4 separate regions of the Mus musculus genome follow, and regions 1, 2 and 4 are each linked to region 3. The links are chromatin loops, found by intact Hi-C in ENCODE. Cell type or tissue: left cerebral cortex. All regions are shown on one strand. Region 1 overlaps Vipr1 (vasoactive intestinal peptide receptor 1). Region 2 holds the start of Cck (cholecystokinin). Region 3 has its middle 30 kb from the start of Lyzl4. Region 4 overlaps Gm38661 (a long non-coding RNA gene).

Region 1 (8,000 bases), 110 kb after region 3:
AAATCAGAAAGAAAACAAAAAAAACTTAAGTGGTCACAGACCCTCAGGCATATATCGTCACTAAATCTAAGAGAGTCTTTATATGGTATACATGAACAACTTGAACACTGTAGGTAGAAGCCCTAAGTGTTCTACCCTTCCTTCTCCTCCCCTCTCTTTGGTTCCTTCTCCAAACCCTCTCCATGTGCTCTCTGCTCCCATTTCCTTCTCTTCCTTTCTCCTTTGCCCCTCACAGGAGTGCCCAGTGTGTTCATCATGATATGGACGATTGTCAGGATCCATTTTGAGGATTTCGGGTGAGCTGCTGTCCCTTCCCTTCCCTCTGGCTGCTATCATTTGGGGGTCAGAGTCCCTGGGCGTGATGCTGCTACCAAGGTTTGGCAGGTAGACAGACAGACCACAGCATGAAGCCCAAAGTAAGAGGCTGGAGGAAGATGTGGGAAGTGGCAGATTCTGGGCTTGGGGGCAGAGCCAAAGGCACCTGGGGGATGGGTTACTCTCAGGCTGAGGACTTCTCTCACCCAAGTCTCCACGTTCAGGTGCTGGGACACCATCATCAACTCCTCACTGTGGTGGATCATAAAGGGCCCCATCCTCATCTCCATCTTGGTAAGCCGTCATCTCACTGCTGAGCCCAGAGCACACAGGAAATGAGGGTTAGGTCAGAAAGGAGCCTCAGGTTTCCATCAACCACCCCTGCATCCAGCGTTCCCCCTAGAGCGGGTAAAGTAGAGGGCGGGTCCTCAGGGATGCAAAGGAGAGTCCCAGATGATTTGCCCCAAAGGGAAGAGCCATCAAGAGGTACTATGGAGGGGTGGACAGCACCGGAGAAGAAAACAACCTACCCCAGCTTTCTCTCTCTAAGTGACCAACATCGCGGGTTTGTCATCCAACAGGTGAACTTCATCCTGTTTATCTGCATCATCCGAATCCTGGTTCAGAAGCTACGGCCACCCGACATTGGGAAGAATGATAGCAGCCCATACTCGTGAGTGTGGGCCCAGCAGCCCAGCTCCAAGCTTCCACCCCGGGTCCTCAGATCACTGCCCTACACATGACCTCACACGCCTACAAGTACCCAGAGCCAGACATTACTCTTCCCCATGGCCAGGCTCAGCATCCCCTGCCCATCATCACCAAGCCCTCCACACCTACATCTGCTCTCCTGATGCTCAATGTCCTTCAGGTTCACACTGCTGCCCTAGGGAGCTTGAAGGGAGTGGAAACCCTGTGCCTGCCTCACACACTGTGCAGTCTGACCTATGCCTGGCAGAGAAGGGAATACAACAGATGCCCAGCAGGAGATGTCCTGGGAGACCCCATTCCACATCGAGGCAACCACATTCAGTATTCCCCACTGATAGCTATCACATCCTTACAGAGATCAGGCACAGGCTGAGAGGTCTCCATGCCTCTGCCCGTGTCACACTCGGGATCCGCAGTAAAATGTTCCCAGCTGTACAAAAGACAGATATGAACTTCCTCAGCCTCCAAAGTTGGAGCACACCACTATGGGCAGGAAGAGAGGAGGCATTTTCTTTCCTTGATGCTGTGACAAAATGCCTGACAGGCAATTTAAGGAAGCAATTAGAAACCGTGCTTTAGCTTCTAGCTCAAGGGCACCACTCGTCAAGGCAGAGACTCGGCTGTAAAGCTTAAGGCAGCCAGTCATCCTGCATCCGATCTGAAAGTGAGAGACGAACACCAGCACTCAGCTCACTTTCTCCTTTCTATTCAGTCTGAGACCCCAGCCCACGGGACGGTGCCACCGATAGTCAGGGTGGGTCTTCCCACCTCAACACCATCCAGAAATCCCCTCTCAGATATGCCCAGAGGTTTGTCTCCTCCGTGATTCTAAGTCCTGCTGGTAATTGATATTAATCATTGCAAGGGCCGTAATTCACTGCTTGAAAAGAGGAGGGGCACTGGGAAGGCCAGCAAGTTTCTATGGAAATCAGAGCTTGCAGGCACGTGAAGGAAACATAAAACATGACCGGGGCACCCTTGCAAAGGCCCGAAGAACCTTTACACTCACAGTGGCAATGGAGAACAGACCCACCATGCAGGCCACCCCACAAGGGCCATCCAGTCCTGGGATCCTAGATGTTCTTAACCTGGCCTCCGTTAGGGGAATCTCAGCTGTGGTTGGAAGATTTCCCACTGGAGGAGTCACGAGCTGCTGGATTTGGGATTCTGTTCTGGAGCCCTGTGACGGTCGGGCCTGAGGCTGACGCTTCCTCCCATTCCTGGTGTGACAGCATTCTGTCCCTAGCAGGCTGCATGGGCAGGACAACCCTCTCTTTCCCAGAAGGAGACGTGCGTGCGGGGCTTGCCCACTGCCGGGAGGCAGCACTCCTGTCCCACACGCGCACACGGGTGTCCTTTACCTCAGCGACCTTGTTTCCCAGAAGTCCAGCTGCAACGGGCTAGAATCTGGGGGACAGAACCCAAACTGGTCGTGGCCAGGTCTGTGTGGGTGAGATGGAAAGGAACAGCTGTCGCAGACAGAAGGGGGAGCTGGAGCTGGCAATCCCCAAGGAGGGGCTGTCAGTTCCCACTCTCAATTTAAAGAAAGCCTCCATCTGTCAGACTCTGAGTATGGGATGGGTTCATGGCCAAAGAGGTGTGGCTGGGAGCCAGGCCCAAGAAGGAGGGAAGGTCTAGGTTGCATCTGCATGGGGTGGGATCTCAGAACCAAGGCAGGAGAGGCAGGGGCAAATGTGTTTCTATCCCACCCACATCCACCCTGACCTATTTTCTGCCAGGGAATTAGGAAACTGTGGCCCTTACCGCCTGGACCAGCTGTGAGGTCTGCTGAGTATACACAGTAGAGGGCCTTAGCAGTAGATAGAGGGAGTGCTGGCCCCGCTGGCACCAGGGCAGAGGGAAGACAAGCTGGCCTTTTGGAGCAGGACTCTGCACTGCTAGAGATGCGGGAGGGAAGCGGTCTCAGGGAAAGAGGCAACCCCTAGAGACAGGGCCACAGAGGAAGAGCAGGAGCCACAAGTGTGCACACACTAACTAATGAGCAGGCCTAACAGCGAGTGCTCCTCACCCTCCTGCACACCGGGCACATGTGGCCAGCCCTGGAGCTGGGAAGGCTCCATTCCTAGGAGCTAGTGTCCTTGGAGACACCCACAGCACTTCCGAGGAGACAGCATCCCCGAAGCGTGACATCGCCTCACTCTTCAGCTGGGGACACAGACCAGAGGGGGGGGGGACCGACCGGGAAGTCTTGCCTCCTGAGTCTTACGTAACACATCATACTTGGTGGCCTTCCTCCAGAAGGGGGAGAAAGAAGGGAGTTTAATTCTCTCGTGTGCTTTCCCCAGGCAAGGAGGTAGGGGGACAGGAGAGCGGTATCACTGACAGACAGGGGACAGGATAGAGTGGGCATGCCGTGGGGATGGGGCAGCCACTGTTCATCCTCACAGGGTCTGGTCACTATTGCATTTGGTATACCCACACCCATCTCCCCATGTGGCTATACATACCCACACCCTACCTCTCCCTGTCCCCAGGAGGCTGGCCAAGTCCACACTTCTGCTCATCCCTCTGTTTGGAGTTCACTATGTCATGTTTGCCTTCTTCCCCGACAACTTTAAGGCCCAGGTGAAAATGGTCTTTGAACTCGTCGTAGGGTCTTTCCAGGTATGAACGTGGGCCTGAGGAATTCACCTCAGCTGCCGTGGGCCCCAGATTCCAGTCATAAGTTCTGGATAAGCACCCCCATTGTGCTCAGTGCTTTCCTTAAGCAGGGGTGAAGGGGCTGTGGGGAAGTGGGGTGGGGTGGGTGGGGCTGGGAGTGCCTGCAGTCCTTTTGCCTCACCTCCTCTTCCTCCTCAGGGTTTTGTGGTGGCCATCCTCTACTGCTTCCTCAATGGCGAGGTGAGTGCCTCCCACATCCTGGTGGGCAGGCTCAGGGTCTACAAACCTCGATGGGATCCTGGAGAGCAAGGGCAGTTAAAAGCTTGCCTCTCTCCAGGGTGGTTCTCAGATTGCAGCGCCCTAGTTGCCTACAGTCTCATTTAAAATGAACCTTGATTGACCCTAGGACCTGAGGACTTAAAGCCTGCACTTTTACAAGCCCTGGGTGGGTTTTAGAGCGGGGATACTGTGCGTATCAGAGGTGAAGAATACTTACAGCTAAATGGGTGTGGGTTATTTGGGAATAAGACATCGAGGGAAGGTGCAGTTACTGCCACAAACAAGTGCGTGCCTGGATGAAAAATTGGGGTACACTCCACAGGCAGCACCCCTCTGCCTCCCTATACTGCATTTTGTGACTTTCTGCATCCCATCTTCCCTCTCTCCAAGATCCTGAGTTGATTCTCTGGCTCCCAGCCCTGTCCCAAGCCTCCCAAGATAGCATCCAGGCCTTTCAACTTAAGTTAGGGAACATCTATAGCCTGCCTAACAACGCTGCTCTGGAGACTAACTAACCACCCTTCCCGCCCCTAGGTGCAGGCAGAGCTGCGACGGAAGTGGCGGCGTTGGCATCTGCAGGGCGTCCTGGGCTGGAGCTCCAAATCACAACACCCGTGGGGAGGCAGCAACGGCGTCTCGTGCAGCACACAGGTGTCCATGCTGACCCGCGTCAGCCCGAGCGCGCGCCGCTCCTCCAGCTTCCAAGCGGAGGTCTCCCTGGTCTGACCGCCAGAGGCCGCCAGGCCCCTTCGCACCCTCCCCACGCCAGCCCCTGGAGCAGAGGTCTGCAGCGACGCCGCTGGCTCCAGCCTTTTGTAGGGACACAATCCTTTGCTGCAGCCAGGACCCGGTCCATGCTAGCTGGAGAGCTGGGAGGTCTAACCCTGGAGGATGCAAGGAGGAACCAGCATCGGACTCCACCACCCAAGGCTGCTCTGCCAGTCATGCGCACAACATCTGCATTCACCTCCTGGAAAGCAAACCGCCTGCCCTCAAAGCTTTGGAACTCTGAGGGCAAAAGGTTCCGCCCCGTCGGTGCCTAGAATTCCACTGGGGCGCTCAAGTCGCTTTGGGTTAAGCGTTGCCATTGAGACTCCTCTCTGAGGATGCAGCCCCCTCCCTCCGTTTATCTGCCAGCTCTTCCGGGTGGGTGAGTTCTTCTACCTCAGGCAGATATGGTTGTGACCTGGAGTTTCAGTTTGGGGATCACAGCTGTGTTGCGGTCCTCCCTCAGGATGGAATTGCCCCAGTGAATCGTCAGACCTGGGAGCTCAGGGACCTATCTCTGGGGAGGAGGGGTGGGGAGAAGGCAGCCCTGCCCGTGCTCACCAAGTGACTTTGTCCATCAAGTAGGACCAGTCCACTAGCCTTATGTACAACCAAAGCAATAGCGAGCTGCCGCCTCTGGGCGCTTATCTACACACCAACCACTGCTGCAAGGGTCAGAGGCATGAGCACACAGGCCCCTTGATCCTGGGCCACCCTGATATCACTGGTAGTGATACTGAGTCCTGTGAGAGCAGGTATCCTTTCCTGTTGCTAAAGACTACCTTTTTTACATATTGTGGTCTGCTGGATTCTCTGGGGGTCGCATTACCATAGATGCTATTGCCACCCTCAGTCTCCAGTTCCTGTGGAGAGTGATTATGTCTGACATAAAAGCCTGGGGAGGGGGCAAGGCATCTTATGCCTCCCTCCATCTTTATAGCGATAATGGCTTCTAATCCAAACTGGTGTCAGCGGGCTCTTCTCAGAGCTGCACCAGGCTTGTATGACAATAAACATTGGCTCTAGCAGGCTTGGTTCCCCTAGCCACTGTGGGTCTCCTGCTTCTTCTAAGCAGCTGTGTCACCTCTGCTCTAGTGAGAGATGACCCTTCTGGCTTTGGGCAGGAGCCCCACACAAGAGCCTTTGATTCACATGTAAATGTGAAGAGGTTGTGACAGGGGTCCGTTGTGACCCTCCCTCCCCTAAACCCATCTGGGAGGAGACAGATTCTGCCTCAGACCAAATCAAAACAGCCAACAGAGCTGTCACAGCCAGCAAGGGTTCGACATCATTCCTGAAAACACAGCAAACAGGAAATGCAGCAACCAGGTCGCTGCTGCCTAGGAGCCAACCAAGAGGGCTCAATAATGGAGATTCCCCAGCACAAGTGAGAAGAGGCCAGTCTGGCTAATGGAAAGGAGTAGACAGAGCAGTGGGGCAAAGCAGGTGACATTGGTTGGTCAGTGAGAGACAGCTAGCTCCCAAGGGTTTGTGCAAACACACTTGTGTAAACTTGTGGGTGTCAGGCTGGTGTAAAGAAGCCAGCATGGGCTAGCAGAGGTTCAAACCTGCCTGCCATACCCCATTCAAAGGCTGCTGCACCCAGTACCAACCCCCTGCCTAAATGAATGGGACCAAGATTTCCCCAGCAGTGCTGTGTTGTGGCACCAGCGTAAGGCGCAGGGCCCTGGGAGAGCAGCAGTTACCAGCCAAGAGGACAAAGTGAGTAAAACTCAAAGTGTGTTCAAGAGAGGACGAGCAGAGTTAGGAGGTGAGAGGCTAATTGGAGGGCATTTCGGAATAAAGAGAGACTTGGGAGGCTTGGGTGAGGAGCTAAGAAAACTTGTGCTGGCATCCTAGGTTAGTGACAGCCCTGGGACTTCCAGGACACCCAGGACCTTTTGGCAGGCGAACTCATCTCTATCGCCATCTAGTGGGCACTTCAAAGACTTGACCAACTTTGGCCACCTTAGGGCTTCCTATTGTCAAGTAGGTCTCACCCTGGGAGACAACCAACAACGAAAGCATGGCTCCATTACTGAGCTCCCAAGAGTGGTGTGTGGACCATACGTAAGGCTTGCCCCACACCTCGCCCTCAGGCCAAACCACTGGCCCCTTGTGAGTCTTGCCTTGACCCAAAAGGACCTGATGGAACCCAGCCCCTGGTGGCTCCTTAAAACTGAACCCTACCCACAATCTCCAAGGACAAAGGCTAGTTAGCTGAAGCGGGTATGGACAGGGATCCGTAAATCTGAGTCCAGAGAAGGTTCGTTCTGTGGGAAAGGCTTGTTCACAGGCAGTCCTCCCACTCAGGACACAGCCTGTCGGAAGAGACTGGATTACCGGCTAGCAGAACAGCACTGAGGTGTTTGAGGGCTGGGAGTGGTCCTAGAATCCCAAGGGAATGTGTTGGGTGTCAGGGACACCCAAGTTTGGGGGGCACTTGCCAGTAGAGACAAAGAGAAGGTCTATCCTTCCGATGAGGCTGAGAGATGGGGAGTGGTTAGTTAACACAGAGAAGGACCCAGGTCTGGAAAGGGTGCCAGGCCATCCACAGGAAAGAGAGGAGGTGAGACAATGGCCTGGTTTGGGACCAGGTGCTGAATGTTGTGTCTGCAGGGTATCTGAGAAGAGCCCCTCTAAGGCGGTTAGAAATTACAACCTAAAGGGACAGAGGGCAGGAAGACCAAAGCAGTCCCTTTGGAAGGAACAGTGAGTGTCCGGGCAAGTCCCCAGGCACCCCATGGGGTGTGCTGGGCACAGTCTGGAGAGGAGACTGACTCAGCCCCTCCATCCTAGCTGCCACACAGGGTCTGTTTTAATGAGCAGTGGCCAGCTTCCCTACCCCCATGTGGGAACAAGAACAGCTCTTATCTCTCTGGGGGAAGGGGAAGGGGCGGGACCACAGCTGGCAGTCATTAAACACCCTGCTCTAGGCAGGGATGGCCAAGATATTAATAGCTTCGGGAGTCTATGGCCCCAAAGACTTGGCCTCCCAGGAAAAGGACAGAGCAACCGCAGCAGGCCAGAGGGATGCGTCAGGAGGCCATCTTGGCAATGCCCCAGCCTCCACACAAGGCAAATGGGATAACCAGAAAATAGAGAAGGAAAAGTCATTGTAGAGGCAGATGCTGAACCCAGCTTTCCAGAACCCCTGGTCGTGCCTCAGATATTCTATATCTTGTCAAAGATGGGGTCATTTGGCTGTGCCCTACCTGGAAACACAAAAAGAGTCGATCCAGTTAGCAGTCCTGATTCCGTCTTGACATATTGTTTATCCTGTATTTTTGCATTAATTTTGATAT
Region 2 (8,000 bases), 60 kb before region 3:
GAGTGGTCAAAGAAGAGAGCTCAGAGGAGCTTTCAGCTAGGACCTCGGCTGGAAAACAAAAACACCCCCTCTCCACTGTCATGTGTGGGTTCTAGGCAATAATTCAGCAACCAGGCTTTCTGTTGCTAGAACTGTTTGGAATAGTCCTAAACTTAGGCAAATGGGCTCTAGACTGACTGCTCAGTGAAGTCTAGAATACTTCAGAAGGGGCTGCTGGTGGTCTACACCAGAGAGTGGATCCTACATGAGTGATCAGAGGGAATGGAGAGGGGCATCCCATGTTTCCAGGTTTTCTCATTATTCAATTATCTATCTGTCCATCTATCTATTTGTCCATCCATCTCTGTCTGTCTGTCTATCTATCTGTCTATCTAATCTCCCTCCTTTCCTTCCTCCCTCTATCCCTCCATCCTCCTCTTTCTCCTCTCTGTTGAATTAGCAAGAAAATAACCTAGAAAGGGGAAGCTGTAGTGGGAGTTCCTAAACAGGAAGAAAAGTAAGAAATCGTTTGATTTCCTCTGGTATTATCTTCATGTGAAATTCTAGGAGACTCAACCAGGAGGTCCAGTTTTCCCTCACCAGTCAAGCCAAATGCAGACAGGTCGACAAGCCATGGGCTGTTCAAATGCGGGCAGGAAAAATTGGGTTCGTGAGCTCCACAGAAAGGATGCCCACCTCCTGTGTTTTAATCCAGCTCTACTGGTCCAGGTTAACACCCAACCAGAGGTCACCATCCATGCCACTGCGAATAAAGTCAGAGATGAAAGCTGTCTCAGGGGCCAGCCACGAGCCACGACTCCTGAAGGCTACCCTCGGAATTCCAGAGCTGGGAGGGGATCTGGTTCGCTCTGCTCTCATCTTTTCTCTACAATGAGAGGTTTGGGCACAGAAAGAAACATTCAAAGGGCAAGGCGCAGAATCGCCCATGGGATTCATGGGAAAGGCCTTCCAAAGCGGAGAAGCTCAGCGTTCCAACAGCTACAGAAAGGTAAGATAGAACTCTCCCTGTGAGGTCAGCCCCCTGCTTGCAGTCAAGGGGACGCTCTTGGCCCTTTGACCCTTTCCTCCTGCTCTGTACTGGGGGAGAGGTGCACAAGGCCTCCGGCTCTTTTCAGATCTCAGGCTGTCTCAGCGCCGACCCACTTCCTGCCTGAGGGGTTCCCAAGGTCAGAGCCTGGTGGCCCCCAGCAGAAGCGATAGGGCGGATCTAAGGAATCTTACCAGCACTTGATTATTATTATTTTTTAATGTTGTCCTAAAACGGTTTTATATTTCATCCGAAGACAGTGTCAAAATCAGTTCAGAAAAGGGTCTGTTAGCCGGCTTCCCTTACCAACGAGGTAAGCCCTCCGCCCACCTCCCCTGTGAACACCGCCTGTCTACTGCTCAGCGCTGTGCAGCGTACCTCAGGGAAGAAAAGTGAAAATTTTGCTCCTTGTGCGTCCTCTGTTTCCTCCTCCCTGCCAGTGCTGAAAGGATCAAGATTGGAGCCGCAGCAGAAGCCTGACGGGGAGCGGACACCCTTACCTTTGCGGACCTGCTGGATGTATCGCGCTAGCAGTGCGCCCAGGCGCGCTCGGGGCTCGCCGTCCGTCCGGAGCACAGCCCGCAGCTGCCTTCGGGGCGCCTCTTGCGCCCGCTGCTCCACGGGGTCCGTAGCTTCTGCAGGGACTACCGGCTGCGCCAGGGCGCCAGCAGCTAGGACTGCCATCACCACGCACAGACATACGCCGCTCTTCATGGCTATGGGAAGCAAAGGCGAGGAGAGTGAACCAAAGACTGGCCTCAGCGTGCTCCAGCCCAAAGTCCCGCACACAGAAGTCGGCTGAGGCTGAACATGGGGGCTGCAGCCGGGTCAGACTGGCTCAACCGTAGCCAAGCGAAGTTCCTAGATGCGCCCTGGCCACCGCGATAATTTCTGCCTGGCTTTTGTGTTATCCACACCTGGGACCTGGGAATCCCGCAGAGTCCCGATTTTTCTGCCCTGATCAGAAGCAGCGTTTCCTCTTGCTTTCCTGAAGTTCCAGGACGCCTTTGTAGCTCATCTCTCTTCTAACCAGAAAAGCAGAATGAAGCGTGTGTGTGTGTGTGTGTGTGTGTGTGTGTGTGTGTGTGTGTGTGAGAGAGAGAGAGAGAGAGAGAGAGAGAGAGAGAGAGAGAGTCAGAGAGACAGAGAGAGACACAGAAAGACAAACGGACAGACAAACACGGGGAGGATACTTCTGGAGAGAAATGTGAGAGATTAAATTTATTCACTACATTAAAAATGTCAGGACACTGGGAAACGCCGTTTTAAGTGTGGGCCCATAAAAAGAAGCTGTATTTATATAGATTCTTCTGCGTTTTACGGGAAGTCACTATACAAAGCAAAAGCCAGAAATCTGTGCCCAGTCCTCAGATGTGGCCAAAGCCCTGCTACACTTGAGAACTGAGCAGATGGGTGCTGTATCATAATGATGTGTTTTTATTCCCCAAAGCCTTAAAATTTTTTTAATGCAGCATTTAGAAAATGGGCATAAATCTTTAAACCTCTAGGTAGTTTCTTTTAAATGATTGCAAAGTGCTCCGAACAGCAGAGAAACCCTAAGAGTGGCTATTCCCAGCCTTGCTGTAAACAGAACATACAACAAGTCTCTCCGCAGCAGTACCCACCCAGATGCATTTTAAGGCTATTTCTGACTTCAGGAAATCTTTCTAGCTGTCAAGGGAGGGAAGGCACAGAAAAAGGAAAGACTAAACAGCAAGAGGTGCAAAGCTGCAGGCCAATATTCTTCACACTCAAGATTGTTGGATCAGCCAGCTACTTACCTTTGGATGGGGAAATCAGCTGGCTTGGCGAGTTCCAGCGGAGAAGGCTGCAGTCCAGCTAAGTTGAGGGCAGGCGGGAGGGTGACTGCTCTTAAATAGCTCCTCCCGGTTCGCAGCCAGTCATCTGTTTACCCAGTGCTGACGCAGTCCAGCAGGACACGTGCTCAGAGGCAGCCACTGGAGGGACCACCGATTGATGTGGCCCTCCGGAGAGAAGGGAAGCGTCCCAGTGAATGAGGATAGCCCCTCCCAGGGGGGCACTTTGCATGGGTCTTACTCTTTATCTAAAGAGCTTCCTTCCCACCTGTTCGGCGCCTGTGCAGAGTCCACCTCAGGGAGGGTGCCACCTCCACTCTCGGTGAAAAACAGGAGTTTATCTGCAATGGAGAAGCTGACCAAGTTCAGTGAGCTTTGGGGATCAAATCCTTCAAGGAAACTGGGGGACCCTCACAGGCTGGGTGTCAGCAGATGTAATCCTGGTGTGTTCTCTGGGACCACCTCAGACCTGAGTGGGCTCTCACAAGTAAGAGAGGGAAATCGGGCTCCCAATTTTTCAGAACTCAATTGCAGTTGGCATCCTGGATTCTATTCTTACACAATTGTAAGATCGGGTGCAGCTCCTGCCTTTCTGCGAAAAGCCTCTGGGAAAAAGATTTGTAATTTCTTTCCACGACGACTTCCCAGGGGCCTATCATCTACTGATGCTTTTGGTCGTGAAGTGGCGCCAGAGAGTGTCTCAGGCACTCCCAAGCTCTGGCTGGCTGAGCCATGCGGGCTGGGCTCGCACCTTCCCAAGAGCTCAGATCACCCTTTCCAGTCTAGTCCCTCTAAAGTTATGGGATTTCGCTGGGTGATGAGGATCTTGGCTGAGAAAAAGACTCTTACCAAGCAAGAAGGAGAGAGGGGGCTCTCTCTGCTGTAGTGCGCACAATCCTGCAACCCCCAGTTCTCACATAACAAAGTGATTATCTATGCCCAGGGTGCTAGAATTTGCTGAATCCCTCTAACCCCATTCCACAGAACACATACTGAGGAAGCCCCACAGCAACCTCCTTGCTGCTAGCTTGTAACTTGGGGTCACCACCAGCCAGGGCAACCATGCCCTCAACCCTGTCAAGCTAGGGTGAATGGAGAAAGGGTTAGAAACTCTTTCTAAATAGAAAAGGCACACAGTTTGGGGACTTCCGGCTGAGGGGGACTATGAGAAACAGCAAGTGATGCCAAGAGTTTAGGTTCATGGTTGTGGCTCTAGCGGTGTCTGCAACCTAGAGGCAACATGTTTTAAACAGCAACAGATTAAATGCTGTGGGGTGATTTCCCGCACAAGACAGCTCAGGTTGTGGGAATGTATCTGTGACAGATCGAGCATGTCCGGAATTGTGGATAAAGCAGCTGGGCACAAGGCTGTTCGATATGGTCAGAATCCACAGGCGCTGACTTCCCTGGGTCGGTGGCTGAGATATGGACGCTTAGCTGCCTCCTTCCCTCCATCGCTTGCCTCAAGATTTATGAACTGTGCCCAGCCCCTGAGGATGCGGTGTGACCAAGACTGGACAAAATAAATACCCACACAAATAAACACCTTTGGGAGCCGGGGGCCTGGAGCTGGAACTGGGAGGCGGCTCAGCCAGTGAAGTGCTTGCCTGCAAGTACAAGGAACTGAGTTCAGATCTGCACTAATAGCCAAGGGCGGAGTAAGGATTTCCACTGAGTCTGGTGGTGACATGGAGGTGTCCCTAGGGCAGACACGGGAGACCAGGACAGGTTAGGAAGACAGGAGATGGGAGGGCCATTGAGGAATGAGGACAGATTTATAGGAAGCCTAATATGCTTTTGTGAAATTTATTCACTATCATGAAATGTAGCAGACACTATACGAGTCCTAAGTGCCTACAATAGAACATCCGAATAGCTAGAACAGTAGACATAAGCAGAAACTTCCAGGCATGGAAGCAGCATCTTGCTCTTCAAGAAACCCAAAGGTACTCCGTGTCTGGGGCTGACTGTGAAGTTCTGGGCTGAGAGACAAGGGTGGGTGGGAGTGTATTGGCCACAGGGGGAGTTCAGAAGAAAACACACCAACTGGTGTGTGTCTGGCGGGGCGTGGGGGATGAATCCAGGTTATGGGTGGACAGCTAGAGAAGGTTGTGATCTCAAGTCCTGGACAGAGGGACACTGGAGGTACAACCCAAGACTCTTTCTGTAGATGGTGGCTTCCCACCTGGAAGCTGTAGGAAGAGACTCAAAAGGTGGGAAGCGAGGGAAGAGAAAAGGCATCTCTGCCCAGATTCCCAGGTGTGACAGCCAGAGGAAGGAACGGGAGAAGGGTCCAGCACCTGACCACAGGCAGGGTCAAAGGCCAGAGTAGAAAAGCCACCAGGAGAAGCCAAAGGTGTCAAGGACAGTTAGAAGCTGGAAGAAGGTGGCACAATGGACTCTTTATTTAATAAAATATTGTAGCCATGGTTTCTTCATCTTCCCTGGGAATTCTGGGTAGGACTGATGGAAAATAGGTGGAGCCTGGATTCTATGGCCATAGTGATTCAGTGAGGTTCCTCCAAGCAGCTGAGGCAAGAACAGTAATTTTGTTTTGTTTTGTTTTGTTTTGTTTTGTTTTTCGAGACAGGTTTTCTCTGTATAGCCCTGGCTGTCCTGGAACTCACTTTGTAGACCAGGCTGGCCTCGAACTCAGAAATCTACCTGCCTCTGCCTCCCGAGTGCTGGGATTAAAGGCGTGCACCACCATGCCCGGCAGGAACAGTAATTCTGAGTATGACCTTTAGCAGCAAGAGAGGCTGGGGCTTGCGTTTCTCTTGTATTAGTTTAATGCCCCTGAAGCAGTTGATTTTTGAGACAATGTCCTTGCTCTATGTTCCTCTCCCCACTCTAATTTTACACACACACACACACACACACACACACACACACACACACATATACACTGGAACTCCACTTCTCTTCCTTCAAGCTTTATTCCTATAAATGACGATGTTGCTCCCCAGAGGCCTAACCTAAGCCAGTAAGGATGGAAAAACCCAGTTCTGCAATGGAACATTCTAGAAACTTCTGGAAACTTCTCAAAGGTCCTTTGCTCCAGCAGTAACCCTGATAGCATCTCTAACTAGCTTCTCCTGGTCCTCACTTCCTCACTTCTGTTCCCTGAGATCACCTCTCGCCCCATCAGTCTCATCTCAGTATAACCATGCTGAGAACACCAGCTGTCTGCAGGTGCCGTAGAGGGTCACGGTGAACAATATACACATCCACTGTAGCAGGAGAGATGTGGAAGAGAAAGACAGCAAGCAGGGAAGATAAGTTGCATGTGTGATGGTCCTGGATGGGTACACGGAAGTGGGCAGAGGTTGGAGATGGCTGGGTGGCAAGTTTGCTTGAATGCATAGGAAGGCCTGCTGGAGGACCCTTCTCGGGGATCTTTGGTGTGTGAGCTCCCTGTATGCTTAGAAGGGAAGGGGGATAGCTTATCTGCCCACATAAAGAAGGGGTTGTGTCTTGGTTGTGGGTTGTATTGTGTTTCATCTGCTGAGAGATGGTAGCAGATTTGTTTGAATGTGAGATTCTCTCTCATGTTAGAACACTTGGTCCCAGCTAGTGGGGTTGTTCTGAGAGGTTGTGGAACCCTTAGAAGCTACAGCCTTATGGGAGAAAGTGGCTCATTGGAGCAGGCCTGGAGGTTGATTGCCAGGCCTCACTTGCTGTCTTGGCTTCCTGTCCCACGGAGGTGTGAGCAGGTAGGAGGTCCAGCCCTATTCTGCTGCTGTCACAAAGCTCCCTGCTGTTAGTCTTCCCCACCATGATGGCCTGTCTCCCTTTAACCACAAACCAAAATAAGTCCTCCCTCGAGTTGCTCTCTGGAACAGGATGAAAAAGGTAGTGTCCACTATGTAGTCTCCACTGCGCCCCACCCCTGCCCCAGACTCCACATTAAGAGCCCAGAACTCCTCCTTGGTGGACCCTTTCTGTCCCCAATGGAGGACTGCCAACATCTTGTCCGGATGTTATATTTGAAAGGAAAAAGTAACCTTGTGCTCTGTCCGTCCAATGGACGATTGTGAGCATTCACTTCTGTATTTGCCAGGAGCACAAGGTCCCCAATGAAGGAGCTAGAGAAAGTACCCAAGGAGTTGAAGGGGTCTGAAGCCCCATAGGAGGAACAACAATATGAACTAACCAGTACCCCCAGAGCTCCTTGGAACCAAAACCACCAATCAAAGAAAACACATGGTGGAACTTGTGGCTCTAGCTGCATATGTAGCTGAGGATGGCCTATTCGGTCATCGATGGGAGGAGAGGCCCTTGGTCCTGTGAAGGTTCTATGCTCCAGTATAGGGGAAGGCCAGGACTGGGAATGGGAGTGGGTAGGTGGGCTGGGGAGCAGGGGGAGGGGGGAGGAGATAGGGGATTTTCAGGGGGGAAACTAGGAAAGGGGATAATATTTGAAGTGAAAATAAAGAAAATATCTAATTAAAAAAGGAAGAAGTGACGAGGAGAAATCTGACTGTTGGCCGATTTGGGAATCTAGGAATTTAATTCTGGTTTTGGTGATTAAAATGTTGAAGGACAAACTGGAGAGATGGCTGAGCAGTTAAGAGTGCTTGTTGCTCTTACAGAGGAGCCAGGTTTGCTTCCCAGAATCCACATGGTGGCTCACAGCCAACTGTTACCCCAGTTGCAGGGGATCTGACACCCTCTTCTGATTCCTCAGGCACTGCATGCATGTGCCACCCACCCATCCATCCATCCATCCATCCACCCATCCATCCATCCATCCTTCCATCCACCCACCCATCCATCCATCCATCCATGCAGAACACCTGCATACATAAAATAAGACAAATGGATCTTTAAAAAATTATAATGTTAAATGATATCTCATTCAGTGCTGGGAAATTCATGACATTTTCAACAAAGGGCTTTTCCAGTCATGAGAGGCCTCTCAACAACACGAGTCCATTTCACAGTGTAGGAAGCTTAGTGAGGCATCGAGGGACAAGCAGGAACCTGATTTATTATTCATTGGATTTCTGCTTGCCACCGCTCATCCTGTTTAGTGGAGGTCAAGAAGCTGTCTGCTGTATCCACGAAGGCATCGGTTTTAGGAAAGGCGTCTGTTTTAGGTCTTGAGGGCTTCTTTTCTCCTGAACGTATTTTAGAAATGGTAATTTGTTGTGTGG
Region 3 (8,000 bases):
ACTCGTGGGTACAGGAGTATCTGAACTCTTCACAGAAATGGGGAACATATGTATGTATATGTATGTGTGTGTGTATGTGACTATGTATAGTGTGTATGTGAGAGACAGACAGAGACAGAGACAGAGAGACAGAGACAGAGAGACAGAAAGGGTTGCACTATGTAACTTTGCTCTAGCTGGCCTGGAACTCACTATGTAGACCAGGCTGGCCTTGAACTCACAGAGATCCACCTGACTTTGCCTCATGAATACTGGAATTAAATAATTAATTAAATAAGTGTGCCACCATGTCTAGAAAGTTTGTTTGTTGGTTTGTTTGTTTTTATGTCACTGGGTGTTGAACCACTAAGCTACAGTCCCAGCCCAAAACTACTGTTTTTAAAAATCTGAGAGTAGAGAGAACAGTGTAACAAATATCTGTGAACACAGCTGAGGAACGCTGCCTTTTGAAATGTTTCTTCAGGCTGAACGCAGAAAAGACAGGGGAAACCACCTGTGTGTCAGGGCAGGCTGACTCCTGCTTGGCTGCCACCCTCTGTTTCACTGGAGATCGGCATGCCAGGCCAGGTGTGATCACTGGTGCAACAGCAGCAGAAGTGTGAGAGTGCAACAATTTGAGGCTCCAGAGACGGGAACCCAAGCTTGGAACTGTAGGCCAGGGCAGAGCTTTGTGGTTCAGAAATCCCAGGCCTCAAGGAGAAGCTGATGATGATATCTTATTAAATGGACATTCCCTCCTCGGCACTTATGCTTGTAATCTCACATTACCGCTGCTATTGCCTTAGTCGAGGGAAGTGTTTTCTAATAGGAGGGTGCCGCAGAGACTCATAACTGACCAAATTGCAAGAATAAGTGATTGTTGCTGCAGCACAGCATCTCTGTGCCTGTGCATGCCGCACCCCTCCAAAGCTCATAGAAAAGGGACAAGAAAGAATGTAGGAGCCAGAGGAAGGAAGGACAGGGTCTAGCTATCTCCACTGACTGTGGCCGTCTGTGGTGTCTCAGAGACCACTGAGCCGCAGTGACAGCAAGAAAGTAAACAATAAAGTGACCACTACATGTGGGGGATGGGGGTGGAGCAGAGCAGGTCACTAGACACTGTCCAGGGGGTCCAGCTGTTTCTTTCCCTTCAATATGAAAATATTTTTACAAAAAGTATTGCCTGTTCAGTGTGTAACATTTATAAAATCAATCAGTCAAACAAACCAACCTGGATTACCTACAGTCCCCTGGGATTTAACTGCGCTCTCCTCAAAGGCACAGAGCACAAGAATCCTAAGACCTAGGCACATTTCCATTTACAGTGTGGGCAAACAGAGGAACCAAACAGGTAAAGAGTTTGCATAAGACCACTTCCTACAAAGAGTGGAATGCATATTCCAGCAGAACACTGGAACAGTGAATTCCAGAACCTTCTTTTGTGTTCCATTGTGTTTTGGTTTGTGGCCGCAATAATGAGAGGGGCTGGAACACCATCTGTAGGATACCCTCGGACCTGCTATTAACTAGCTAACGAAGTGCCAGGTTTATGTTCTGTGTCAGGGGAAGGAGGGTAGGATAAGGGCTCCATCTGAGGATCACTGAGAAAATGAACATGCCACAAACTGAGAAAGTTTGGGCGCCTCCAGCATACGTGTTCCCTACAGTGTTTATTATGCTTCTCTCATCTTTACAGAGAAGACCCACAACAGTCTGCAGTTTTTTTAGCCTGCTGCTTTCCTTCTGTAACCTTGAGAATACTTGTACATGTAGTAAATGATTCCCAGGGGATGAGTCCATGGCTCAGCTGGAGGAAAGCTTGCAGCACAGCCCTGAAGACCTGAGTTCAGATCCCACATACTAATGTAAAAGCCTGGAGGGTCGGTCGCCCACGTCTGTAACTCTAGCCCTGGGTACAGAGACAGGTAATCCCCAAGCCTGTCTAGACAATCCCTGAACTCTGGGTTCAGTGAGAGATGCAGCCTCAGAAGACAAGGTGGAGAGAGATAGTGGAATAGTTGACACTGACCTCTGACCTCCACACATACGAGTACAAATATGCGCATGTGCAAAAATGTACAGGTACACATGCACGTGCCACACACACATGCACACGTTACATAAATAAGAAAATGCATAAGTACATAATAAAGAATTTTATTTTATTTAGATAGTATCTTCTTATTATGAGGGGTTTTCCTTCAAATTTCTCTCCCTTTGTCAATAATTTGGAGGACCTCTTTGTAAATGAAGGTGGCACGATAGTTCAGTCAAAAGGTGTGGGTGTGTTTAAGACTTTTCAGGTTGGAGCAAATTTCTTTCTAGAAAGATCTTCCATCCTCCAATAAGTGTACCAAAAATATCAGTTTAGACACGTATTCACTTGCTGTCCTGTGTATTCTTTTTTAAAGCATAAGTAATGTCTTCCTTATGGTTTATTGAATCCTTCCAGTGCCCCCCCCCCTTGCTGGTCCCTTTGTGAATCGTCTCTGATTCCTTGCCCGTTCATCTATTTTTTTACCAATTTGCAAAGTCTCTGTTCTGTTTTAATGAAAAGTTTAAATTCCTGGTGCAGCTGTCAGAGATGCTGGTGGCTGCAGTTCTCTGCAGAGCTAATTGTTTTAATAAGTTCTGCTAACGACCAGAAGCTAATGAAGATACAGATCTGATGGATGAAGCCCAGAAGAGCTGCGTAATTAGAAGTTTCCTCTCCAGATCAAAAGGGCCAGCTATATTTGTCTGCTTGACTCCCAGCTCCGCCCCCTTCCTCCCCTATTTTAATAACTGCTTTCAAATATATCATCCTACTGGTCTTGGCCAAGTGGCGGGAAGACATTTTGTGTCTGGCTGTTATGTAACTCTCCAATTAATGTAGGGTCTTGCTTTCTCTTGATTTCATACTTTACTCTTCTTGTGGAAGCTTCAAGCCTCTTTGGCTCCTTGCTGCCTAGGCTGCCTCCAGGATGCAGAGTGAAGCGGTCTCTTAGCAACCAGGGCTCTGCTTATAGAAACAGAAACCTCAGCTCTGGCCAAGAGGAAAATCACCAGTCGGAATGAAAAGTTTTAGCTTTGAACCATGGAGCAGCCAAAAGCACAGTCCCAAGTGAGCTGCTGAGATGCAGTAGCTTACGTGTCCTCCCAGGGAACCCCAGGTTCTCGGTGGGGGCAGGCGCTGGATACAGAGCTAAGGGGAGGACTTTTGAATCCCCTGCTCCCCATACTAACAGGTGATGGGGTCTGAGAAGTAATATGTAAAGCCACCCAAGAGGTCCCACAGTGTGAGGTTGGTGAGTGACCCAACCAGAGGTGTTCTGCTTCTGTCAATCACGATGGGGTGAGGGGGCAGATAGAGGCGGGGACTAGTTGGAGCCACTGAGGGTTCTCCCCAGGGCTCTGCACTGGCCCCTGCAGTACTGCAGTAGCTGCCCCAAGGTTGGATGCTATTTGTTTTTTTCTCTAGTGTTACGGTGGTTCCCTCCCACACTATAGGAACCCAGCAAGGCCAACTCTAGGTCCACAAGGCCAGCTCTAGCTCAGGTGAGGCGGAGAGCTGTTTGTTGTTGTTTTTGTTTTATTGGCCACACCACCAGTGTTTGTTACTTTCCAGTGACATTTCCTGACTTTGAGGATGCAGGTCCCTGTATGGTCTACTCTGTGGCCATGGCACCAACTTGGGATCTAGAACCAAACTGAGCTTTAAAGGGTTGCTAACTATTCAATGGACAGATTAATAGCCATCTCTCCTAGAATCTTAAAGAAGAAGAATGTATAATAGAAACATTTTTTAAAGGCTACTTTTTTTTATTCAAGTAACTGCAAATAAACCAGAGGGGAAGTCCCAGGGTGGGATGAACACTGGCTCCCCACAGAACAAGGGGAGGGAGTCCTACACCCTTTCCCATCAAAGTGGGCCCTCCTAATAGGAACATTTGTAATTGGTCTTCTGTTTCCTTGACCTTGGATGGGACATGACCACTGTTTTATTTGCTCCGTCCAAGAATGAAGGTGGGTCTGGACTCGGCCATGGATCAACGATCACTGGGAAAATCTTCAAATGAAACATCTGTCCGTCTTTCTGTGTAAGTGACAGGATCATGTCAGCCCATGTTCCTGGATTCAGTACATACAACCCGTGAAGCTGAAGGCCAGCATGAGAACACAGGAAGCCAAGCCCATGAGGTCACCAGAGGGGAGGGGAGGGACTCAAAGTCAAACCTTCAGCTGGTGAGTTCTCTAATCTTTATCGGGAGACAACAGTTTGGGGGATCGTGGCTAGCCAGCAGGACAGCCTGCAAGCTGAATATCTGCATTCCAACTTCCTACACAGCCTGGTGGTGAGGACAGCACACCATTCGTGTGCCAACCTCCACATTCACACAGACTGCTGGTCCCTGCCCAGGAGGAGTCTTAAAATACTGGTGCTGCTGGCCTCTGTGGGCTGAGCTGGCTGTCATGGTATAATCAACCCGAGAGTTACAGCATCTTGACTTATAGTGATAATTGCCTTTTACATACAGTGTTATATAGCTGGTTCCTCCAACTTGAAGCACTCTCTTCTGGAGAGAGGAGGGAAGACCAGAGGACTCAGGAAGTGAATAAAACTTAAGTCCCAGGTAGGAAGCAAACCCAATGAGGAAGCTGTAAAAACCCAGGAGACTCTCAGGGCCTCTCCCCAGAGCTACACGGGTGGAGGCGGCAGCGGTCCTGGGAGGTCTAGGATGCAGCTTTCACAATCTTCTGGTTGATTCTGGGCTAGAATTAGGACATCAAACCTAAATGCTGGGAGCTGGCACAAGTATCCCTTGGAATCCAGAGAAGTAGGTCAGGCTCTAGACATCTGTCATCAGCTGTTCTGGATCCCCCAGACCCTGGGTTGGTTCCTGGGTTCCAGCTATCATGTGGGAAGTCAGTTTTCCCTGTGTCTAGATGACCTGGGCCAACCTGGGACTGTGTGGGTGAGACTTACTCACTCTTTTCAAGGCACAAGGGACTTTATAAAGGCCAGAGGATAGAGCATCAGGCAGGACTCAGGCTGAGCAAGTCAAGTATTGGAATTCCTGCTGCAGTAGGGTCTGAATGGTTCACTGGTGTTCCTCCCCAGATTAAACAGACAAAACTTACAAAAAGAGAAAAGGTTGGGCTTTGTGGCTTCGTGGCTTCGTATAATGAGATGAGACACCAGCCTGCCATCATCTTTACAGAAAATCACCCAGGAGAGGAAGTTCTGACATTCCCCTCAGGGCTTTCCTGGGGTTTATAAATGTGTTAACTGATAATAATAGCTATCATTATTGTAATGATAATTCTCATTACTGCTATTAAACAAGTCCCTTGTCTTGAGAGCAGCGCATCCATGTTCAACCTGCGACTTATGTCTGTTTGAACCAAAACCACACTGAGACAGAGGTACTCAGAGGCGCCTTCACTGGCTCAGGGTTGCCAAGCAAGCAAGAGAGAGCTGCTCTCCAAGGCTCAGGGCACTCTCCAGAATGTTCTCAGGGGATGGAAGGAATGTAAGAGCCTCGGGCTGGGAAGGAGCCCTGTGAGATGCTGCCATCTGGACAGAGTATGGTGGTGGCGATCATGAACAGGCAGCTATGGACACCTACACAACATCCCTTCAACATTCCCAAGGGAGTGGGGGAGGTACGCAACATGCCCCTCCCAGTGGAGGAGCTGGGAGATGTCAGGGCCAAAGGAAACCCCACTTCACCAAATTCTGGCAGTTAGACAAAAGTCAGCACTCCTCAGAGACTTGTGACATGGGTTCCTCTCTACCAAAGGGAGCTGTTCACTGGCAGAAGGGACAAAAGCTTACCTGCCGTTGCCTATAAGCACACCAAAGCACATGCTGGCCTCCAGGCTCCCTCGGTAACACAAGTACCTGCTACACATTTTAGAGCTCATGCTGGTCCTGGCCTGCCCTTCCTTAAACTTCCCCAGCTCACAGGCTACCCTCTCTTGACTACTCATTCTCCTTATAAGCCTGCTATTTTGTTTTCTCTCTCTCTCTCCTTCACCATTCTTAGTTCTCTCTCTCATGCTCTCTCTGTCTCCTCTGTCCACACTTTCTCTGTCCCTCTTTCTGCCTCTCAGGTCCAAGCCTCTGGCCATGTTCTGTCTACTACATTCTCTGTCTGCTCTGAACTCTCCCAGATGCCTCTGGCTGTTCTCTCCCTTGCATCTACAATACAAACCTTCCCCTTAAGCGTACCTTGGAGTGGTCATGTCCCCAGTCTATACAGGAGATGCTCCTGTTAGTATGCAAGTAACAAAAAAAAAAAAAAAAAAAAAAAACGATTCAGACTGGAAGGATGGCTCAGTGGTCAAGAGTGCATGCTGCTCTTGCAGAAGACCTGAGCCCAGTTCCCAGCACCCACCTCAGACAGTTCACATCCACCTGCAACTCTGTCTCCAGGGACCTGACTCCCTCTTCTGGCCCCAGTGGCACCTGTACTCACACACACACACACACACACACACACACACACACACACACACACACACATATGCATGTGCATAAGAAAGTTTTTAAAATCTTTTATCTAAATCCAGTAAAGCACTGCTCACCTGGAATCCCAGCACATGGGATGGAGGCTGAGGCAGGAGGATCATTGTGAGTTTGAGACCAACCTGTAAGTTTTTAAATCTTAGGCCAGTCTGGGCTGAAAGTGAAACAGAGTCTCAAGCCAAGCAAAAACATTGTGCATCTCCAGCTTGTTGTTGTAACCTCAGATTGTGCATCTCTGACTTGTTATTGTAACCTCAGATTGTGTGTCTCTGGCTTGTTATTGTAACCTCAGATTGTGTGTCTCTGGCTTGTTATTGTAACCTCAGATTGTGTGTCTCTGGCTTGTTATTGTAACCTCAGATTGTGTGTCTCTGGCTTGTTATTGTAACCTCAGATTGTGCGTCTCTGGCTTGTTATTATAACCTCAGATTGTGTGTCTCTGGCTTGTTATTGTAACCTCAGATTGTGCGTCTCTGGCTTGTTATTGTAACCTCAGATTGTGTGTCTCTGGCTTGTTATTGTAACCTCAGGCAGCTTCTTCAGTTTCTTCATCTGCAGAGTAGGTACAGGGGTACCCACTGACAACATAGGTACCAAAAGCCACACCAAAAGGCTGCTTTGCCTTGAGGGCCAAAAGCCAGTCTGTCAAATGAGGAGTCCATGTGATCCTTGTAGATTCTGGTTTTGTTTTCCAGCTTCCTGAGTCTCCACAGCAGGCTTTTATAGAATGTGCAACTGTCTCCCTGTCTCTCTTATGGCCAGAGATTGGAGCGTGAGAAATGGAGATGTGTGGGTAGAGACAAGGAGCTTCAGGAGCCAGTGAGATTCGAGCAGGGTTGTAGGGTCGGCATCACAGTCATGAGGTTGTGCCATGTAACATGATCTCCCACACACACAACCTTTGGAAGCAGGGAAGTGAACTGTGGATGCTCACAGAAGCATGCTGGGTCTTCAGCTTCTCCTCCCTCCATCAGCAACGATAGAAGTGTGAGCAAAGGCATTGGATGCTTTCTTTTGCATTTACAAGTTTTATTTTTTATTACGTTAGATCTTGGACATATTCACACTTGTACATAATACTGGTTAGTTGCCTGAGCCCCAGCAGTGGACAGGCCCGATCTGACACAGACCCAGGGAAGGTCACGATCACTATGACATTCACAACCCATCTCCCAGCATTCTAGTTCTTACATTCTTTCTGCTCCCTCTTCCAGAATGTTCCCTGAGCCCTGAAGGGATGATGTAAGTGTATTACTTAGGGCTGAGTCCTCAGCTGTCACTTTTCCTCAGCACCTTATGCAGCCACGAGCGAATGTTCTTATTCAGCACTGTTATAAAGACAGAACAAAAAAAAAAAAAAAAAAAAAAAAAAAAAAAAAAACTCGGCCAATTAAGACCAATTAGACAAAACACACTGATCACACTCTCCACTGAGCCAACTGGGAGACACGCGAATGCTTTCCTCACTGGATTGTTGGAAAGATTTAATGAGGGCAGGGCCTGGAGGTTG
Region 4 (8,000 bases), 51 kb before region 3:
AGATGACCTTGGATGGATCCCAGAAATCAGGACTGAGGGAAGAGGCAAGGGAGAAAGAACCAGTACACGTGAATAGTGAGTTCTTTGCTTCTGGACTCTGACATTCCCCTTGGAAAGTAGCTCACAGCCACCTCCTTGACAGCCAGGAAGGCAGCCTTGTCTGTTAGTCATCTAAGCTGGTAGGACAAAACACCATAGACCAGTGGCTGAGCAGAAAGTGAGTTCCTGGAAGCCAGAGGCTGGGAATTCCAGGACCAGAAAGGTGTGGGACCTGCTGAGGACTCTGCTTGGCTACAGCTACCTGCTGTACCTCAGGTGACAGATGGAAGTCTGTTTTTTTATTTTTTTATTTTTGTTTTATGATTATGAGTATTTTGCCTGCAGGTATATCTGTGTGCCACGTGAGTGCCTGGTGGTTAAGGAGGTCAGGACAGGATGTCATATGGTCTGGAACCGAAGTTACAGATGGTTGTGAACCGCCATGTAGGAATCAAACACAGGTCCTCTGCAAAAGCAACGAGTGCTCTTGACAGCTGCGCCATCTCTCTGGCCCAAGATAGTCTATTCTTAAAGGGCACATTTCACATTAGCAGAAGCATCCGTGACCTGGTCACTTCCAAAGTGCCCCCCCCCACTCAGTATGTCAGTGGGGAGGGAATTTTAAAACATGGTCAGTGCTTGACATAGAAAACTCCCACAAGTTAGAAAAGCTTTCAGTTGTTCATGCCAGGTGTGCTGATGGACACCCACAGCCCCAGCATTAGAGAGACGAAGCTGGGAAGATCGGGGGTTCAAGGTCTTCCTTGCCTATATAGCATGTGTGTGTGTGTGCGTATGTGTGTGATCATGTACATGTGTGTGGCCAGCCTGGGTTACACAGCCTGGGTTACATGAAACCCGTCTCAAACAAAAACAACCACAGAAGCTTATTTTGTTGTTTCCCTGGGATTTCTATGAAGCTGGTGTGGAAGCGAGGAATCCTCAATCTGGGGAGACTTTGAAGAGAATCCAGTTCATTCAAGCAACAGTGAATGGGGAAAACCCCAGGGAGAGCCTGTGAACAAGTTCCTGGGAGAGCGGTACCTTCCACCAAACCTTCTGCCAAGCTGACACCTGAGCAGGATGACAGTGATGGTGTTGAAGGTCCAGAGCCCTGTTATGTTTCCGCTAGGCCATCATTCAGAGCCCCATTCATCTCACCCACCTCCCTGCATCTGACCTAACGTCCTTGTGACTGACAGGTAAAAATACTTGGGGTATATTAACCTGACCGACTTCTAGCTTCCACCAACCAAAGGCTAAGGATGCCATCAGGTAGCAGCCGAGGTCTATGCAGAAACTTTCCTGCTTGGCTCTGAACTGCCTACCCAGTGTTCCCCAGCAATGCGTCTGCAGTGTTTGTTCTGACACTGTGATCTGAATCTGCATTCCCTAGACAGAGCCCAGAGCCCGTGGTCATTCATCTTTGCTCCAGAATAAACCCTCTCTCACGTCCTTGAGGACAGAACAGTGTTTTTACACCCACAGGTGTAACGGACAGTGAGAAGGGGACACATATGTGAGGCTTGTTGTGCTGGGGTACAGGGAGGGCAATATGTAAATGTTTTTTATGTCCTTGAGGGAAAGAGAGAGCCGGGGTGCTCACCGTCTCCAGCCTGCCCCCTCTGAGAGCAGTCTCTAGGGTGTCCATGATCCAGCTCTTCTGAGAGACCCATGGCTGCAAACAACTGGGAGGAGGCACAGACATTGCCATTCTAAGGCCTGAGGGGCATCCGAGGGACCCGGGGCAGAACAGCCTCACCTGTCTGACACTGTAAATGCAGTGTTTATCAGATTTTACCTTAATTTCCCATAGAGCTTAATGTATAGAATGTCCTCAGTACCTATTTCTTTTATAGAAGTGTTTCACCAATGTGTCCCAATACAGGAACAGTGACTTAACCATTCTGTGGGTTAATTTTTAGCCATCAGCTTGGTACAACCTCAAGTCACTTGGGAAGGGAACCTCAACTGAAGAATTATCTAGAGCAGGTTGATCTGTTGCTATGTCTGTGGGGATTGTATTGGTTATTAACGGATATGGGAAGACCAAGTCCACCATGGGTGGCACCATTCCCTAGGCAGGGATCCTGAACAGCGTAAGCATGAAGAAATTGAGCCGAGCACAAGCAAGCAATGGTGTGTGCATTGATCTCTGCTCTTGACTGTGGATGAGCTGTGACCTGCTTCAGGCTCCTGTCTTAACTTCCCCTCCACACCCCTCCACAATGGACCATAACCTGAAATTGCATGCCAAATGAACCCCTTTCTCCCTAAGCTGCTTATCATTAGGGTGTATATATATATATATATATATATATATATATATATATATATATATATTCACAGCATCAGAATGAAACTGGAACAGTTATCCATTGTAAGGCTTGTGTCCTTCTGAATAAGACATTTAGTAGAAGAGTTATTAAAGCCAAAGGCAGACAGCAGGAGGGTAGGGGCTCTGAGGAGTGGTCAGGCCCCAGTGCAGAGTAGGGCTCCCTGATTACAGGTCTCAGAGGAAGGGAGAGGTTCCAGCCTAGCTCTGCTTCAGCCTGGCTATCTCTGATTCATAGGTGGCATCTCCATTCTGGGAACAAATACTTGGCTGACACGTAGGGAAGTAAGGAAGAGATGGACCCATGTGTGGTGGTTTGAATAAGAATGGTCCCCACAGGCTGATACATTTGAAATCTTCGTCAGTATAGGAAGTGGGACCATTTGAAAGGATCACAAGGATTAGAAAGTGTGATCTTGTTGGAGAAAGTGTGTCACTGTGAGTGGCCATTGAAGTTTCAGAAGCCCATGGTAGGCTCAGTGTCTTCCTTCACCAATGGATTGGATTATAACTCAGTTACTGCTCCACAGCACCCACCTGTGTACTGCTAAGCTCCTTACCACGATGACAATGGACTAAACCTCTGAAACTGTGAGCAATACACAGTAAAGTGCTCTTGTTTATAAGAGCTGCCTTGGTTGTGGTGTCTCTTCACCGCTGTAGGACAGGGACTAAGACACCCTCTGTCGGCAGCACTCAGGTGTCCAGACAGGCAGCCCCAGCCTGGAAACTTCCTTAGGGAAGTGAAAATTAAATAAGGGCCTATTATTCTCCTGGAACTGGGGGGACATGTTAGGGTGTTTGAGGCTCACAGGTGAGGGATTTGCAATTATTTTACAGTGCCCGAAAGAAAGGTTAGGACGGGTAGGCATGGCCTGATTAGTCCTAAACTTAACAACCTAGGCTGCTCTTTAGGGCAGGCCTGAAACTGCACAGAGCCACACACTGTTACAAACCAGCAGCTGGAGAAGAATGTGCACATGAGTGTGCATACCTGTACATGTGTGTGCTCGAGTGGGTGTGCATGTATGTGTATGTGTGTGTGTACATGCGTGCGCGCGTGTGCATGTGTGTGTGTGTATGCACATGTGCATCTAGGCAATACTTTCACCTGGGACATGGGTGAAGGAAGGAGTTTATTAGCTTCTGTGGGGATGGCTGGCAGCATCCTGCCTCCAGATGGGTGAGGAACTTCCGGCTGCCGTACCCAGGGCTGCCAAGGACTTGCAGAGGAGTGAGAGAATGATTTTTGTCTGCCAGATTGTGTTGCTTATGTAAGAGTTTGGAGCTTGGAGTCAAGAGGAAAAGGAGAAGCTCAGCCTTTGATTAAGAATCTTGGTTTTATAGTCTTGCTCCCTGCCTCAGTTTGTCAAGCAGACCTGCGGCTGGGGAGGAGGTCAGAATCCTGGAGAGCTTCGCTGCCTGCTGGCAGGAATGACAGTGCTCTAAGGGAGACCTGGGTTGGCAGGAATGACAGTGCTCTAAGGGAGACCTGGGCTGGCATGAATGAGAGTGCTCTAAGGGAGACCTGGGCTGGCAGGAATGAGAGTGCTCTAAAGGGGGACCTGGGCTGGCAGGAATGACAGTGCTCTAAGGGAGACCTGGGCTGGCAGGAATGACAGTGCTCTAAAGGGGGACCTGGGCTGGCAAGAATGACAGTGCTCTAAGGGAGACCTGGGCTGGCAGGAATGACAGTGCTCTAAGGGAGACCTGGGCTGGCAGGAATGACAGTGCTCTAAAGGGGGACCTGGGCTGGCAGGAATGACAATGCTCTAAAGGGGGACCTGGGCTGGCAGGAATAACAGTGCTCTAAGGGAGACCTGGGCTGGCAGGAATGACAGTGCTCTAAAGGGAGACCTGGGCTGGCAGGAACGACAGTTCTCTAAAGGGGGACCTGGGCTGGCAGGAATGACAGTGCTCTAATGGGGGACCTGGGCTGGCAGGAATGACAGTGCTCTAAGGGAGACCTGGGCTGGCAGGAATGACAGTGCTCTAAAGGGGGACCTGGGCTGGCAGGAATGACAGTGCTCTAAAGGGAGACCTGGCCCTCTCCCTTTAGCTCTTAAGTTTTGAAATAATGGACCCCAAGAAATCTGAATGTTCCCAGAGTCTCATGTTGAGAGAGTTAGGGAAACCTGAGTCCCTGTTCCCAAGCCATGGCCACTCACGAGGTGAGAGCTGTGTCTTTCATTGACAGGATAAATCTTTAGTGGATCAGAAGCCCTGAGGATGGGAGAATTTGCATTTTCTGCCATTTCCCCAAGTACTGCCGTTCTCTGAACAAAGTCTGATGTCAAAACAATGCTCAGGGGAGGGAGAAGAGCACAGAGGCTCTCTGGAAGCTCTCAGTTTAGAAAGGCATCCCAAGGCTCCCAGCCACTCATCCTCCATTCTGACTCAGTTGAGGTAAAGGAAGAGAGGGATACTACACAAACCCCTCAAGTCCACCAGAGCTCTAAACTCTCTGGCTATTTCAGGCTCCTGGTGGACGACCCTTTGTATAATAAGATGCTATTTTAAAAGCGAAATTATGGATGTAAAGAGCAGGAAAGGGAGTGTAGCTACTTCTTGGCAAGTCTTGTTACTGCAAGAGGTGCCAGGCTGCAAAAGGAGACGCATGTGCTGTGCTACAGCCGAGAAGATCCAGAGCCAGGAGTGGGTGAGTTTGCAGCCGGAGCCCTGGGATTTACAGGCAGTCTGCCTGCCTGGAGAGGACACAGATGGGCCTAAAGAACCCGAGAGAAGGTGCTGCTGTCTTCAGAGATGTGGTTATATTTCTTTTTCCTGGATATTTGCTTCCAGGCTTTAGAAAGAACCTCACCACACTGTGAGTGGGAGAAAATGGTGGTCACATGCAGGCCTGCATTCACGACCCTAGAGGCTTCGGAGCCCATGAGTGCCCTACCACAGCTCTCCCCTATAGGTTGGCCTGACTTCTATGGCCCCGTGACTCCCAGTGTGCTCTTTGTTGGGAGGAGCCCAACATACTATACATAGAGGTAAATTTCAGCTTTGGGGAATTGATACCCTTCCACCTTCCCCATGGTGGAAACCTCCCTTTCTTCTTGGGCACTACCTGAGACCGTGTTGTAGGCTAGACTTGAACTTTGAGTGTGAAGTGTCCTTTGTAGGCTAATGTGCTTGAACACTCGATCCCAGCTGGTGGCACTTTAGAAAAATTAAATTAAAAAAAAAAAGGGTTGGTTTGTTCATAAACAGGATCTTATGAAGCCCAGGCTAGCCTCAAACTCTACGTGTAAGACAAGTTAAAAAAAAAAAAAAGAGTCAAATAGAAAGTGTGTATTGCTGGCCAGCAACTGCTTGGAGAACTTGCCCAAATCATGCAGTTCCAAGCCTCATGGTCTTTGTCTTTTATGAACAAAACCACATTCTGTTTGGCGTACTTCTGTTAGCAAGAAGCAAAGCTACAGAAACCAATAGGCAAGGTTAACACATTCAGATGTTTTCCTGGAACTTGTAGCTATCCACCAGGTCTTTGATGGATTAGGTCTTGGTTTCCATTTTGGCAGGTGCTGGGTTCTAAGGTCAGAATGGTATCTCCAATGGCAACAGATATGCTAAGGTCTGGGAGTCTATTTCAGGATGGCCTTGAACGTTTGTCCTCTGGCCTCTACCTCCAGAGGGCTGGGATTGTAGATGTGCAACACCATCACTGGTTTCTATAAAGTTGAACCTGGGCTTTCTGCACGTTAGGCAAGCACTCTGCAGACGAGCCTGCATCCTCAGCTTTGACTAGAGTTAAGAAGCCTGGATCATTGGTGCGTGTTTCCAGTGCTCAGAGTCAGGAGATATTATGCTGACCTGAAGTGTGGATCCCACAGGACCCACCTAGAGTCCAATGATTGCCCTGTTCTTGTTTCTAAGAGAGTTCAGGTATTGGCTTCACCCTGGCAGTGCAGACACTTCCAGCAGTCAGTCTGAGACAATGAGCCTGCGCTACCTCACCCGGATGGAAAGGACATAGGTCCAGGATGCTCTCAACTCCCCAGCAGGGTGTGTGCTGAGTGGAAGGGGAGTCCTTCAGAGTGCCCACACTTTAATTATTTCCATTTATGAGAAGTGTGCTTTGGGGACAGCACAGTTTGTAAAACTAGGTCAAGTAGCCGACTGATGGTGATCCCACTGTGGAGTGTGCTCGAGGTTGTCAGGATGGGAACAGCAATCACAAGACCTTTTGTGAGAATTGATTTCCTCTGGATACAGTTTTATGGCATGGGAGTACGTGTGTGTGTGTGTGTGTGTGTGTACCAGATTTTTGTCATTTAAAAAATGTCACATTTAGCATTTTTGAAGCAAGGACATGTTCTACAATATGACACTTCACAGTTGCTGGAAACTAGCTGGCCTGTGATTGTCTTTGTCTTGATCTTGCCTATTCAGACTGGTGTCCCTTCAGCTGGGGGCTTGTATTAGTCTGGGTCCTTTAAAAATGCTAAATGTGACATTTTTTAAATGACAAAAATCTGGTACACTCTCTCTCTCTCTTTCACTCACACACACACACACACACACACACACACACACACACACACTCCTATGCCATAAAACTGTATCCAGAGGAAATCAATTGATTGGAAACTGATCCAACCATATATATATGTTTGTGTATATGTGAATATATCCATATTTATTTGTCTTAGTTAGAGTTTTACTGCTGTGAACAGACACCATGATCAAGGCAAGTATTATAAGTATTTAATAGGGGCTGGCTTATAGGTTCAGGGGTTCAGTCCATTATCATCAAGGCAGGAGCATGGCAGCATCCAGGTAGACATGGTGCAGGAGGAGCTGAGAGTTCTACATCTTCATCTGAAGATTGCTAGTGGGAGACTGACTTCCAGGCAGCTAAGGTGAGGGTCTTAAGCCCACACCCACAGTGACACACCTACTTCAACAAGGCCACACCTCTAAATAGTGCCACTCCTGGGCCAAGCATGTACAAACCATCATATTCCACTCCCTGGCCCCCATACGCCTGTTCAAACATATGAGTCTATGGGGGCCATATATAACCATAGCACAATTTAAAAAAGTACATTTAGTTCAACTTCCAAAGTCCACATAGTCTTTAGTAGTCTCAACAATGTTAAAAGTCCAAAGTTCAAAGTCTCTTCTAAGATCCATCCAGTCACTTAACTGTAATCCCCAAAGCAAGACAAGAAATCAGCTGGGCAAACTCCAAACTCTGCATCTCCATGTCTGATGTCAAAGTGGTTTTCAGGTCTCCAACTCCTTTTTCATCTTTGTTGACTGCAACAAACTTCTTTCTCCTGGGCTGGTTCCACTCTTGTTTGCAGCATTCCTTACCAGATATCCCACAGCTCTGGCATCTTGAACATCTTGGGGTCTCCACAGCAATTTCAATGTTACAGCTTGTTTCAATGTCTGGGATCTACACAAGATCTTCCGGGGGACCTCCAAAGGGCTGGTGTCACTTCTCTAGCTCTGCCCTCTGTAGCACTCTAAGCTCAGGTTGATCCACGCCACTGCTGCTGCTGTTCTTAGTGATCATCCTGTGGTACTGGTGTCTCCAAAATTCTGGGGTGTTCCACTCCAAATAGGCTTCACCAATAGTCTTTCATAGGTTCGCTTCATGGTGCCAAGC

Evidence for each region. Hi-C counts contacts between places; a loop is a spot of excess contacts. Peaks named below come from ENCODE experiments on the same cell type or tissue, not always from the same donor. Only the 100,000 strongest peaks of a DNase experiment are listed, where the experiment ranks them.
Region 1: it touches region 3 in a loop (3-fold over the local background); 2 of 42 quality-filtered maps call a loop at or near these places.
Region 2: it touches region 3 in a loop (4-fold over the local background); 7 of 42 quality-filtered maps call a loop at or near these places.
Region 4: it touches region 3 in a loop (7-fold over the local background); 7 of 42 quality-filtered maps call a loop at or near these places.

Annotation. Positions count from the first base shown.
Region 1 is chr9:121,664,913-121,672,912 of GRCm38, forward strand. Vipr1 (vasoactive intestinal peptide receptor 1) reads left to right here. Exons shown (of 13, transcript NM_011703.4): 8 at 236-296; 9 at 540-609; 10 at 897-988; 11 at 3,522-3,651; 12 at 3,847-3,888; 13 at 4,462-8,000. The coding sequence ends at 4,653. Among named protein-coding and RNA genes, the nearest start is that of Vipr1, 26 kb to the left of the region's middle. In left cerebral cortex, CTCF peaks have their summits at 3,271 (motif pointing right), 3,470, 4,655 (motif pointing right) and 6,631 (motif pointing left); DNase peaks (open chromatin) are centred at 2,248, 2,501, 3,153, 4,684 and 1 more place; H3K4me3 peaks cover 220 bases; H3K27ac peaks cover 3,109 bases.
Region 2 is chr9:121,492,790-121,500,789 of GRCm38, forward strand. It overlaps Cck (cholecystokinin), which reads right to left and starts at 2,905. Exons shown (of 3, transcript NM_031161.4): 1 at 2,809-2,905; 2 at 1,528-1,743. The coding sequence starts at 1,741. Gm38661 (a long non-coding RNA gene) reads left to right here. Exons shown (of 5, transcript XR_001779325.2): 1 at 1-988. In left cerebral cortex, CTCF peaks have their summits at 1,422 and 3,511; DNase peaks (open chromatin) are centred at 1,421, 1,574, 2,347, 2,919 and 1 more place; H3K4me3 peaks cover 3,793 bases; H3K27ac peaks cover 3,752 bases.
Region 3 is chr9:121,552,845-121,560,844 of GRCm38, forward strand. No RefSeq gene overlaps it. Among named protein-coding and RNA genes, the nearest start is that of Lyzl4, 30 kb to the right of the region's middle. In left cerebral cortex, CTCF peaks have their summits at 4,326 and 4,542; DNase peaks (open chromatin) are centred at 2,974, 4,351 and 5,552; H3K27ac peaks cover 4,581 bases.
Region 4 is chr9:121,501,954-121,509,953 of GRCm38, forward strand. All of the region lies in intron 1 of Gm38661 (a long non-coding RNA gene), which reads left to right. Among named protein-coding and RNA genes, the nearest start is that of Cck, 10 kb to the left of the region's middle. In left cerebral cortex, no CTCF peak of the experiment used is centred here; DNase peaks (open chromatin) are centred at 3,596 and 5,018; H3K27ac peaks cover 2,982 bases.